Linked DNA regions of Mus musculus: region 1 is linked to region 2. Evidence: chromatin contacts called from ENCODE Hi-C data. All regions are on one chromosome and are shown on one strand. Each heading gives the region's core, a stretch centred on a gene start or an enhancer-like site at or near the end of the contact. The rest is flanking DNA. Distances are from core to core; before and after follow the strand shown.

The links. Hi-C counts contacts between places; a loop is a spot of excess contacts on that map.
Region 1: a loop to region 2 is called in a map of gastrocnemius, with 2.4 times the contacts of the local background. The contact joins the promoter of Ift81 here to the promoter of Ccdc63 in region 2. A Hi-C loop is called at or near these places in 2 of 37 maps with a recorded cell type or tissue (gastrocnemius and v-Abl transformed pro-B cells).

The regions. Positions count from the first base shown.
Region 1 is chr5:122,613,251-122,616,441 of GRCm38, forward strand. Ift81 (intraflagellar transport 81) reads right to left here and starts at 1,294. Exons shown (of 19, transcript NM_009879.4): 1 at 1,188-1,294.
Region 2 is chr5:122,130,420-122,133,506 of GRCm38, forward strand. Ccdc63 (coiled-coil domain containing 63) reads right to left here and starts at 1,546. Exons shown (of 12, transcript NM_001384199.1): 1 at 1,502-1,546.

The DNA of each region.
Region 1 (3,191 bases), core at 44-2,543, 480 kb after region 2:
CATTTAGAAGACATTTGGAAGAAAGGAAGGAAGGAAAGGAGGAAGGAAGCTAGAAGGAAGGAAATAAAGTTGTTCTAAAAGATAAGAAAGGATGGCACAACCAGTATGGTTGCTAAATTTAAGGTTTCTTTTTAAGTTTATATATAAAGACTATCTCAGGGATAGTAGTGTGCAATTTTAATCTCAGTGCTAGGAGGCAGAGGCAGGAGGATTTCTGAGTTTGAGGCCAGCCTGGTCTACAGAGTGAGTTCCTGGCCAGCCAGGACTCTACAGAGAAGCATTGTCTCAAAAAACAAGCCAGAAATAAATAAATTACAGAGAATATCTTTACTTTTTAAAAACTTGGGAGGCTCAAGTTTTCAACTGTAAAAATATAATACACATCCTTATATCCACATATATTTAAACTAATTTAGAAGTTGTCCATACGGCTTTTTCTTCTCTGAGAAACACAAAATCAAACCAAATATCTGGATAAGCAAGAAAATGTTGCCAAGAGAAGAAAAGGGGAGGGGCTCACGATTATTACAGGCAACTTAATGGTTGCTAAGGGTGGGGAACCATAATTAAACTCATTGGACCTCCAAAAGAAAAGGGGAGTGAGGTGGGGGCAAAAAAGTCGAAGGGAGAAGGGTTAGGAAATGGATTCCGTGGGAGCAGGAAAGCGAAGAGCGAGAAACGGGGATGGGGTGATGGAATACACTATATGTATGCATGTGTGAATACAGTGGTACCCATTATGCGCAACTAATACACGCCAAGTTTCCAAACTTTTTTAAGAAAAGAAATGAGCTGCGTTGCCCCACCAGCTTTCAGAGGACAGAGATGCTCTTGAACCAGGTAGGGCTGTCGCTGCCCGCCGGGCGCTGCGCGCTAAAATTAGCAAAAGCAATTACTCTCCCTCTTCCAGCGCAACCGGCCGAGCTAATTCACCAGCACTCACCCACTGCAGCACCCAGGGGGAGCCGGGGCAAGAATTAAAACCAGGACGCGCGTGGTATCCGGCCCAGCCGGGGCAGCGCGCGCAGGCCTACGGCCTCCTGCGACGCCCGGAGACCGAGGGGGACCCGCGCGGCCGACCCCCCGCCCCCCGACAGGCCCTGCTGCCGCCACCGGCCGGGAGCGGGCGCAGCTTGACGGGATTCGGGGGTTCGCGGAGTTCCCGACCGCGAGTTGGCGGGGGTTACCTCAAATCCTCCTCACGAAACCACCTCCCCACCCTCGGGAGGCACTGGGGCGCTTGCGGGTTCTTAGAGACCGCTCCTTGGCAACGGTTGCCATGCGGTGACGTCACTTCCTCTGGCTCGGGGAGGAGGGGGGCGCGCGCACACCGGAGGGCGGAGCCTCGGGCTGGAAAGCTTGGCCCTGGTACCTGGGGTTCCGAACCTCTGCAGAAAGCCTAGGGTGACTCTGGCTGTTATTCCCACTTAGACTCCTGCTGATAATAACCTTTGCGAACCGTCTACCGTTCTCACCTTGACAAAGGGCTTAACCTGTGCTGTTTGCGTGTGCTGTTTCATTCATTCATTCATTTATTTACCAAACTTGGGGCGACTTGTTTGAAGCAGGACTGGATAGGGTTTGGGGTCAGAAAGCATTGGGCGTGGTTTCCGAATTTAGGTTTTCGACGAAAGAATCTCCAGGTTAAATCATGCATGGAACAATTATAAACTATGGATTGAGAGACCCAGACATGGAGAGGAGAGACAGACCGGGACAAATGGAGGCCTACTCTGAAAACTAGGTTAGATGCTCAGACATCCTTGGAGAAACAGTAAATGTAATACCAGACTTGCCACAACCTCAAGCTAACAAATGATAAATTAGGCATTCCATACTGCTGACTGCTGGAAATGCAATAGAGAACAAGACCCAATAGGGTTGGTTCTGTCCTCACAGAGATGATGGGGAAAGAGAGGCAATATAGTTAAACAGCCCAGGACGGAGAGAAATGTACCAAGATGTCTCAGTGATGACAGAGTATGTGTGACGTTTACTGGGGGACAGGGATGGCTGAAGGAATCATACTGTCATGTCTCCATTAGACAGAGCGCTGTTTAAAGACCAGTAAAAAGAATCCAAATGACCTGTTGAGGTAGCTCAACTGGTAAAGGCGCTTGGCACACAAACCTAGAGACAGGTTCCACAGAGACAGATTGTGGTGTCCCCACCTGCTACAGACGAAAGGAGGAACTGACTTCACCCTGTGATTCCTTGGTGGGATTCACTGAGGAGTCTAAGAAGACATTCCTAGCAACAGTTTTACAGCATAGAGACCTTGCTTATTCTGTCTGAAACAAACTGTGGGTAGCTTTTCTTTTCCCCCCAGAGACGCCTGGTCAAGTCTGGTATGTAAGCTCCTAATGGTACCTTCTAACTGAACTGTGTTTGAGATTTTGAATAGATTTCTAACAGGCTCTAACAGCGGTTCTGAAAGCTTGTCACTTCTACCTCACCTCCCGCTCCACCCCCTCTTCCTCCACCTCCTCATCCTGTTCTCCTATAGCCTGTGCTAGGAAAGAACTCTACCACTGAGTTACACCTCCGACCTTGCTTTTTATTTTATTACATCATTAATTTATTGTGTGTAGGAGGGCCGGGCCCGTTGTGAGCAAGGCCACCCCTGGGCATGTGGGCCTGGCCGATGTAAGAAAGGTAGCTGAGAATCTCAGGAGAAGCAGGCCAGTAAGAAGTATTCCTTTGTGGTTCCTGCTTCAAGCTCCTGCCTTTTCTTTCCTGATGACGGACTATGATCTGTAAACTAAGTAAATCATTTCCTCCCCAAGTTGTTTTTGGTCATGGTAGTTTATTACGGAAATAGAAAGCAAACTAAAACAGGTGCTTAGATGCTGTGTCATTGGGAAGTTCATATCACTCCTGTATGACTTAATCTAAGAGTTCACTGTCATCTTGACTTGCTCTCTCCCCCCATCTCTGTCTCCTCCCCCTTTGCTCTGAATGGGCTGCTAGTACTGGTGGGCTGCTAGTACTGGGAGGCTTACCCCTGTCCTGGCAGCCTAGTGTTCCAGAAAGTTCTCGGCGAAGACTCTCATTGGCCCAAAAGATGTTAGACTGTTGCCCCCATATGTTCATTTTTATTTTATGTATTTTATGTGTACAGATGTTTTTGTCTGCGTGTGTGTACACCACATGCATGCAGTGCCCATGGAGGCCAGAAGGGAGAGCATCAG
Region 2 (3,087 bases), core at 296-2,795:
AGAGGAAAAAGGAAGTGGGCCACCCTGCTGGCAGTGAGGACCCATGCGCCTCTCCTCCCTCCCATAGTCCCCTTCCACCCACAGCTTGGCATACAAGGGGACACAGCAGATGGCGCCGGGTGTAACAAGAGCCCCTCCCCCCAAGATCCGATCGCACCGGAACTTCTTCCGCTCCCCAGTTTATTATTAGGACCTGGGCAGATGGCTCCAGCCTGTCACTTACCCTTCTCCTCACATCTCTAAAGGAAAGGGGCACAGAGGCCTCTGATGATCAACCTGATGGAGCTGTTTTGGTTTTTTTGACTTTGGGACAGAGTCTCCTGTAGTCGAGGCTGGCCTCAAACTCAGTATGCTGCCAAGGCTGGCCTTGATCTCCTGATCCTCCTGCCTCCACCTCCAAAGTGCTGGGATTAGAGGCATGTGCTACCATATCCGGTACTTCATGCAGGCTAGGCCAGCACTACCCACTGATACATACCTATCCCACACCCACACACACAACAGAGTTGAAACCCTGCCTACGCTGTGATTACCCCACCCATACCCCACTTCTAGGATCAGGAACCAGCAACCAGCAACCCAGAGGAACATTTTATCATATCAGAACTTGAATGCTACCTGCCCAGAGGCACTTAGGAGTGGGGACATTAGCAGACAAGCCCCAAAGGGTTGTTAGGCCCACTGTGTCCCAGAAACTGCGAGGTCCTATGTGGAATTCCAGGTTCTCCATTCACATTCTTGCCCAGCCTCTAACGGACCTCAGGTACATCTGTGCTGCTCTCTGGAGCCTCAGTTCCCCATCTAGACAGTGGGGAGGGCCACGCCCTCCCCTAATCTGCATAATCCCCTCCCACTTCCGTGGACCAGTAATTCCTGTTGTACACTGGAGAGAATTTAGTAACTGAATTTTAACCTGGGGAATCTAGGTCAGCCAGTTCCATGGGGCTCTATGAATCATACTAGCATGGGGAGAGAAACCATAAACACCAAAACCTCAAGGCTTAGCCAGACCAGAAGATGTCACTGGATCGCGTCCTATCACACCAGACAGGAAGAACTTTTCATGAGACAATTTGAAATGAAATTTCTGGGGACTTATAAATCATGAGAGTTGTGGCAGTGTGAATGTCTAAGTCGATTTGGCATACAAACAAGCGCCTACTGTGTGCTTAGTGTTGTGGGGAACTGAGCTGTGGTTCAGCCACCCTCACGACGTGATCAATTTGTTTTAAAAAGAAAACAAAAGGTGGGCGTGGTGGTGCTGGCCTGAGTGACGCGGGAGGTGGAAACAGGAAGATCATGAGGTCAAGATCTTTGGCTGTAGCTTTACTTCAAGGTCAGTCTGTGCTGTAAGTGAATGGATACGTAATAAATAAATACACAGTCGCTTGAGAGCACATATAGCTCTTTGAGTTTGGGGAGCGTTTATGGTGGCAGTGGCTGGTTCCTGCCTCACCTCTGCTCATCCCCGGCAGGGGGCGCTGTGTGTACCCTAACTTACCACCCACGGCTCCCGCGGCTCCCGGTAGTGGCGGCTCGTGTGTCTAAGTGGCAGCCAGCTCCGCACCCCGCGTTCTCCGCCCTGGAACCCGCGCCTTTGTGACAGCGGCGACTCGCGTTCTCTAAGGACAGCCGAGACAACCGGACCCACGGAGAACCCGCATTTTACCAGAGGGGACAGGGCAACGCATTCCTGGGCTACCCTCAGCTGCCCTGTGTCAAACACCTTGGCCACCTTGGCCACCAAGCCAGCTTCCATTCCCTCCCTCCCTGGGTTACTACTCTCTTTCCTCTCGCTTCACCATTAAATACCTCCTTTCTGTTACACAGTGACCTAAAACGACTTGTTTTCAGAGTTTGGAGATTAAACCTGGGGCAGGTTAGGCAATGACTTTACCCCGGTCCGCCCTTCACCATCTGGAAGTTGCCCTCGGGTCCTGCTGTTTCGGCTGCTCTCCACTGTCTGCCACTGGGTGGGCAGTGGTTAGAAACATGCCTCTCTGGCGAAGGTTTCCCATCGCGGTTCTTCCTGGGTGCAGAACTCGGCCCTCTTGCCAAGAAGAACGAGCCCCACCCCACCCCCACCCCCCCACCCCCGCCACGGCCCCTCGCGTGCGCCCCCAGTGTAGCCTAGAGCAAACAAAGCTGCCAGCGGTAAACAAATGGAACCAGCACACACAGCAAGACAGTCTCCACGGCGGTCAGATACCCAAATCAGCCCATCCTTCCCAGTCAATGCTTGGACTAGGAACGTTAAGAGACTAACTGGTGCCAGGCAGTGGATCTATCGATGCCTTTAATCCCAGCACTCGGAAAGCGGAGACAGGCAGATCTCTGAGTTCAAGGCCAGCCTGGTCTACAGAGTTGAGTTCCAGGACACCCAGAGCTACACAGAGAAACCATGTCTGGGGGCAACAGCGGGGGTGGGGTGCATTATTTCCTGGAGTCTGCCACAGGGGTGGGCTTATAATTACTGGTCGTGGTCTCAAAGGCACCAGAGGAGCTTCCCACAGCCCAAGGTTAGAGAAGAGGAAGGTGCTTTGCTGTCGCTGAAAAGGAAATAGGAGATATGCTGCCTCTGTTGGTTGCTGGCAGCCCTGTTGCAAGCCTAAGGGAGACCAGTGGCTGATGGTCTACAATGTTGGCTAGCTCCTCAGATAGTGACTGCGGGTATAGGGTAAGTATAGGGCACCCCTCCCCGGTCATCGGCCCCTGGGAAAACCTGGAGCTGCAACTTCAGGACTTTTATTAGAAGCCAAAAGAGTGGACTCTGAGTCACAGTTCTGACCCACGGTAGAGTCGTCTCAGAACTTCCCGAGTCTGTTAATTACGAGTCATTCAAACCCAAGCAACTGTCTACATCCTACAAGACCCTTATCTAGCAGTGTGCTTAGTGATAAAGAACATGGGTTAGGCCGGGCAGTGGTGGCGCATGCCTTTAGTCCCAACACTTGGGAGGCAGAGGCAGGTGGATTTCTGAGTTCGAGGCCAGCCTGATCTACAGAGTGAGTTCCAGGACAGCCAGGGCTATACAGAGAAACCATGTCTCGAAAAAACCAAAACCAACCAAACAAACAAAAAACATGG